Regions from separate parts of the Mus musculus genome. Here region 1 is linked to region 2. Evidence: chromatin loops called from intact Hi-C (ENCODE). Cell type or tissue: heart. All regions are shown on one strand. Links, peaks and the distances in the headings refer to the core of each region. The heading gives the core; the rest is flanking DNA.

What was found. A loop is a pair of places that touch in the nucleus more often than their neighbours do. Peaks named below come from ENCODE experiments on the same cell type or tissue, not always from the same donor. Only the 100,000 strongest peaks of a DNase experiment are listed, where the experiment ranks them.
Region 1: it touches region 2 in a loop (3-fold over the local background); 35 of 42 quality-filtered maps call a loop at or near these places.

Annotation. Positions count from the first base shown.
Region 1 is chr5:67,009,543-67,012,463 of GRCm38, reverse strand. All of the region lies in intron 13 of Limch1 (LIM and calponin homology domains 1), which reads right to left. Among named protein-coding and RNA genes, the nearest start is that of Gm33040, 12 kb to the right of the region's middle. In heart, for the core only: no CTCF peak of the experiment used is centred there; a DNase peak (open chromatin) is centred at 1,313; H3K27me3 peaks cover 1,779 bases.
Region 2 is chr5:66,703,082-66,706,002 of GRCm38, reverse strand. No RefSeq gene overlaps it. Among named protein-coding and RNA genes, the nearest start is that of Uchl1os, 28 kb to the right of the region's middle. In heart, for the core only: a CTCF peak has its summit at 1,710 (motif pointing left); a DNase peak (open chromatin) is centred at 2,142; H3K4me3 peaks cover 397 bases; H3K27me3 peaks cover 1,138 bases.

The DNA of each region.
Region 1 (2,921 bases), core at 240-2,739, 310 kb before region 2:
TGGAAACTCTAAACTGGTTCAATCCTCAACCCAGGCCATCAGTGGCCTGAGAGCCATATTTACCATTGGTGATCTCTCAGGATTTAAGAGTTTCTGACCCAGAAGAAGAAACTAAGTACTGAGACTTTCAAGTTCACTGCAGAAACAATCCAAGCTGCCATTTCTCTTCCCTTTCTGCCCCGGACCAACTGTTCATTATTCTGCAGAAGGTTAGAACTTCCTGGAATCCTTCAGGGCAGGAGGCAGTTCAGTCAGCCCCAGAGCAGCCAAGACCGTGCTGTCCCCAGCCAGGCAGCCAGCCATTCAGAGTGCCATTCAGGGTGGAAAACAAATGTCGTTCTAAAATAAATGCATCATCTATGCAATCCATGCTCAAACGCTTAGTTTAAATGCATACTATTCACCCAAATCAAGCCACCACTAGCTAAATGTTCAGAGAGAGAGAGAGAGAGAGAGAGAGAGAGAGAGTGTCAAGAAGGCTGAAACTCAACTTAAAACTCTTTATATGCACCAAGAGAAAGAAGGGGCTATTTTTAAAAAATGAATTTAAAAGTGGTAATGTACCAGGCACCTTCTATTTTTCTATAAAGTTTTCTGAGCTCTGTAGCACACAAAGGCTATCTGTAATCAAGGGAAATTCCCAAAGCTGGTTTAATGAACCCAAGTCTGGCTTCTCCATCCTGAATGCTTGTTATTTCTGTATTAATGGCATTACATCCAAGGAAATGAGTTCAAAGTTGGCAGTCTTAACCAGCCCAGATAGAATCAGAGGTTTGCTCCTAAAACACACCCTTGCTGGCGAATGTGCTTTCTGACTCGTGCGTTCTGTCCCTTTGGTTACAGCTCGGAAGATAGGTCTTCCATCCTTCCACTGGAAACAGTTTTTCAAGGATGAAAACAAACAAAAACAGAGTCCTGGAAGGGAATGAATGAGCACACGGAAGGGTGTGCGTGAGGCTAAGCCAGGAGTTGGCGTCCCCTTCACCAAGAACTCCATCCAAACTAGCCTTACTGCCTGACTCAGCTCCAAGACCAGAGGCAGGAGGAGGCAGATTCCTGGCTTCAGAATCACACCGTTTAGCCACAAAAATCTACCTAGCTACTGGCTGCTCCCCAGCCTTGTCAGATTGGCAGAGAGCAATCACAGGATGGATGGTAGCTGAAGCAATCACAGGGATGGACGACAGCCGTTAAGGCAGAAGGGTGAGAGCCGGCCCAATACCTAAGCTACAGCTCATCGTTTGACCTCCATCGTTTAAATGGCGATGTCCAAGGACCTTCCTGGGACTATTCTGGGATGGTGAGAGATTTTCTGGCTCCAGGCCTTGACTAACTGGACGCAAGCCTGGAAAACCAGTGTATTTGTGTCCTGGCACTATGACCCAGTGCCACATTGCTATGCGTGTGATTCTCCTTTTGCCTTAAGAATCTGTCCCCACTAGAAGGAGAAGCAGCAAGCCAGCAGATCCATTCCTCTACGCTTTAATTACCTTCCCCGCCACACACACATTTGGACCATGCTAGCTACTGGATGCTTTTCAAGCCACTAAAGATGGGCTGTGTTCAATTTATCTCCTCTGGCACATATCATCTTGAAATTGCTAAACAATTTTTATATACAGATATACGTTAGTATTTAATAGATTTTCATTTCAAGAACATTAATCTACCAACCTTAAGATGACTTCTGGTTGGGGAAAAACACTTTCCTGTCGACATTTGACAGGAATCTGCAGTTGGTGTCAACTGCGAGGCAAACAGCGCCTACCCGGATGCCTTTGTCCTGCCCTCACTGAGAAGCAGAAGGAGCAAGAAAGATCTGATTGTTCCCCTGGGTCAGAAAACAGAAGGAAACTGCTGATTTTTTTTTTTTTTTGAGGAGGGCCACAAGCTTGTTGAAGACAAGGGACAAACAGCCCCACCTCATCACTCAGTCTGAGAAAAGCTCACAGAGTGCTTGAGGTACCCAAGAGCCGGGCTTGGCTCATCACACAAGAACTGCCATCGACCACTGGGGGCTCCGACATTGGGGATGAGTGACTGTGTGAGAGAAGTTTGGTCAGTCTTCATGAAATGGAGTGACCGGGGGTCTCTGTGCCTGGAGAGTGGAATCTTGGAAGCCCAGGTGGTAGAAGAGAGCCAAGACTGGAGAACACAACAGATACAGAAAGAGCCAGGGGAAGAAATAAGCGATAGAGTCTCCTAGAAAGAGCTGTTGACAGCTGCCTGACTTTTAGGGAATGAACTGGACTGACGGACACCAGCAGCTGGGAGAAGACAAAAAAATCCATCTCATACATATAAAATTCACATCTGCTCAAAATGGTAATTTCGATAATCTTATGTAAATTCCCCAAATCTTTATATTTCTCCCTATTTTGTATTTCTAGGGGGAAAATGTACTATTTTACCTTGTACTTGATTATGGTAATACAAAAAATAAGGGCTCCTGTGGGCTACAAGTCACCTGGACACCAAGCTAAGTGCTTGGCAGATGTGCAATCTCACAGTAACTATCTGGCATGTATTAGTCTAGGTAATAGTGCTCCAGTACTTACTTCTATACACAAACTGAAGTCAGACACTTACTTAACCATGTTCAGGCCGTGTTTGGCCTACTGCATGGAGTTCTTGAGGTAATTTGGGAGAGGGTCATTTTCAGACCACCAAGCAGGGAGGAGATCCAAATGCAAGCGTGACTGACAACGGCGGACAGAAACCGCCAGCACCACCGTGGAGATAGCTTTGAGGGAGACTGCACTAGCCAAGTCTCTTGTTGTGGTAAAAATACAGGGTGAAAGCAACATAAGGGAGGGAGGCTGCCTTGGGCTCTTGGTTCAAGGGGATACAGTCCGTCATGGCAGCAGGAGCACGAGGGTGCTGGCCACACTGCGTCTGCTGTCGGAAAGAAGAGATGGACG
Region 2 (2,921 bases), core at 182-2,681:
GGGAGGAGATGTGTGGCTGAGCAGACGACAGGTGGGGGGTGGGAGGGGGCAGGAACATCCATCAGCTATAGTTGCAACCTGCTAGCTAATAGCACTTTGCATAGACTGCTAGAGTGAGCTTGCTACAGACAACAATTTTATATAGATAGATAGATAGATAGATAGATAGATAGATAGATAGATAGATAGATAGATAGATATGTATATAGATATATATGTATATAGTTATATATGTATATATGTGTGTAATTATATTAATATAATACACATATCATTTATTATATTATATAATTAATTCTTATCTGTATTATATAATATGTCTTATCTATAATCTTATATCTTATATACTATATATTCTTATCTATATATTATATAATATATACCTTATATATTATATAATTAATTCTTTATATATATGTATATATATATATAATTCTTATCTATCTCAAATCCCTGTTCCTCTCCACTCACGTGGCACTAAGCCTCTGAGTGTCTACTGTTCTAATTGTGTGGTCTCCAGTCAACTGATGTCCACATGGATGGACTAGTGACCTTTGACGGAAGACACAGTGTAACCTCCAAGGATGGGCCTTGCAGAAGAGCTTCAGCCTTTATAGTCTTGGGATGCCCCGCCACTGTGTAAGAAAACACGGTGCCTTTGTGAATGCTGAGCAACTGCAGATAAAGTAAGGACTTGAGACCCCACGGATAACAGGGCCCGGCCCTCTCTCTCAGGGCCGCAGCTGAGTGCAGCCCACAGCAGCCCACAGCTTCTCTTCCAGCTGAAGGGAGAGAGTGCAAGGGAGTCCCAGCAACCCCAGCCAGAAAACTACCCTCTTGACAAAACTGTGAGCAACAATAAATAGATGGGCATGATTGTAAGACTCTGTTAGGGGTCATGCTAGCCTTGAACACATTAAATAGCCCAGGCTGGTTTCTACCACGCAATCCTCCTACCTCAGTTTCCTGATAGCTGCATTACAAATGTCTGCCACCATGCCTGGTTCGTTTGTTGGTTCTAATTTATTTTGAGACAGCATCTCATATATGGTGGAGGAAACTCCTGGTATCAAATGATCCCCCTGCCAGGTATGTGGGACTTTTTCAAGATATGCCGTCATTTTCAGATAAATCTCTGTATCGTGTATGGCCATTTCCCTCCCTCCCTCTTCCCCTATTCATTCTTTCCCCCTCTCTCCTTCTGCCTTTTTCTCGGTGCTGGGGTTCTGCTCCTGGGGTCACCTGCCCTTTGTTCTATGAACTCCTTACTTCCTCACGGTCCATGCCACGTTTGCTTTGTACCTGTCCCCCACCCCCAGAGCAGACGTTCCTTCCATGAGTTAAGTTATGTTTCTTGTTGAATTCCTGCACCTAGCTCTGTGTACTTCCTGCTCCTGGTTGGTTACTTGATTGACTGTGGATCTTTGAGGGCAGGCACCAAGCCTCAGTTCTCCTTCACAGTCACTTTGTGTGGCAGGGACTTACCAAGTCCACATTGAATCGGGTTAAATGACGGGAAGTGGGAATTGGAAAGGTCAGCGAAGGGTAGATGAGAATACTTTTAAAATTCCATAGGAGGGCTGTAGAGATGGCTGAGTGGCTAAGAGAACTGGCTGTTCTTACACAGGACCCAAGTTTGGTTCCCAACAACCACCCAGGTTACAACTCTCTGTAGCTTCAGTTCCAGAGGATCTAGTGACATCTTCTGGTCTCGTTGGACACCAGACATGCATGTGACACACATACAAAATACAGGCAAAGCACACACATAAACTAAATTACATATGGTATAATTTATATAATTATATATTATGTATAGTTATATTAATGGTGTATATGTAATATATAATCTATTGTTATATATTATATATCCATATATTAGGTACCATATAAAGCTGAAAGGGTTAACTTGGTGGCTGTCAGGACTTCTGGGGATAGGAAAATTCTTATATCACTAAACACTTTTAGATTTGTTAGTTCTCAGCCTATCCCTCTCTCTCTCTCTCTTTTCTTGACAAGCGGTAAGTGTTATCTGAGGATGAAGAGAAATTTTCTTCTGATGTGGTTAGAGGACTGATAGCTCAGGCGTTTCTCAGACACCTCCCACAGCAGCCCTGGCGCAGGCTTCAGGCTGGTAGACTGGGTTTGAGTGAGGCCTTGCCAAGACAGACTCCAGACCCACAGGAACTAACCCTTCCAAGTGATTTCCATGTGTCGTCTTATCTGTATGATAAACTAGGGCAGGCAAGCCCGGAGCACACATAGCTCTGCTGCTGGCCCAGGGGCAGGGCTGGGCTTGCTGCTTTTGTTGTTCAGGAAACACAGACCGATTTCCACTTTCAATCACTTATATCAGGGGTGAAGCGAAGATTGTGTCTTGTTCCCAAGCTGTGCCATTAGTGAGCAGGGAGGCTGGATGTGTGTGTGTGTGTGTGTGTGTGTGTGTGTGTAGTCTTCAGTCCCCGAGTATATCACCCTGACTATCCAGAGGGCTTGTTTAAACAAAGACTGCTGAGCCGCACCCCCTACAGTTTCCGATTGCATCTTCAGCAGGTCCCCAGGAGCTACTGCATGGCATGCACAGACACTTTGAGCTCCACTGCTCTCTACCAGAAGGAACTATGTGCCTCTGACTCCCTGGCCCAGGCCTAGCACATAGGAGGTGTTAAATGTCCTTTAAAAAAAATGTTTAAGTTAATTGTCAGTTTTAGAGGAATTATTTTTAAACCATCCTATTGTGAGCCAATAAATGGCAGATTGGGGAGAGAAGTTTAAGGGGGAGGGGAGACTAAGTCTTTCTTGAACTCAGATCTCCTTTATCTCCTGCAGTCAATTCTAATGAAGAGTGTGTTTTGGGGTTTCTAGCAATCAAATAGAATACAGAGATATGAATCATTCAAGTCTTTTCCAGAGAAAGAATC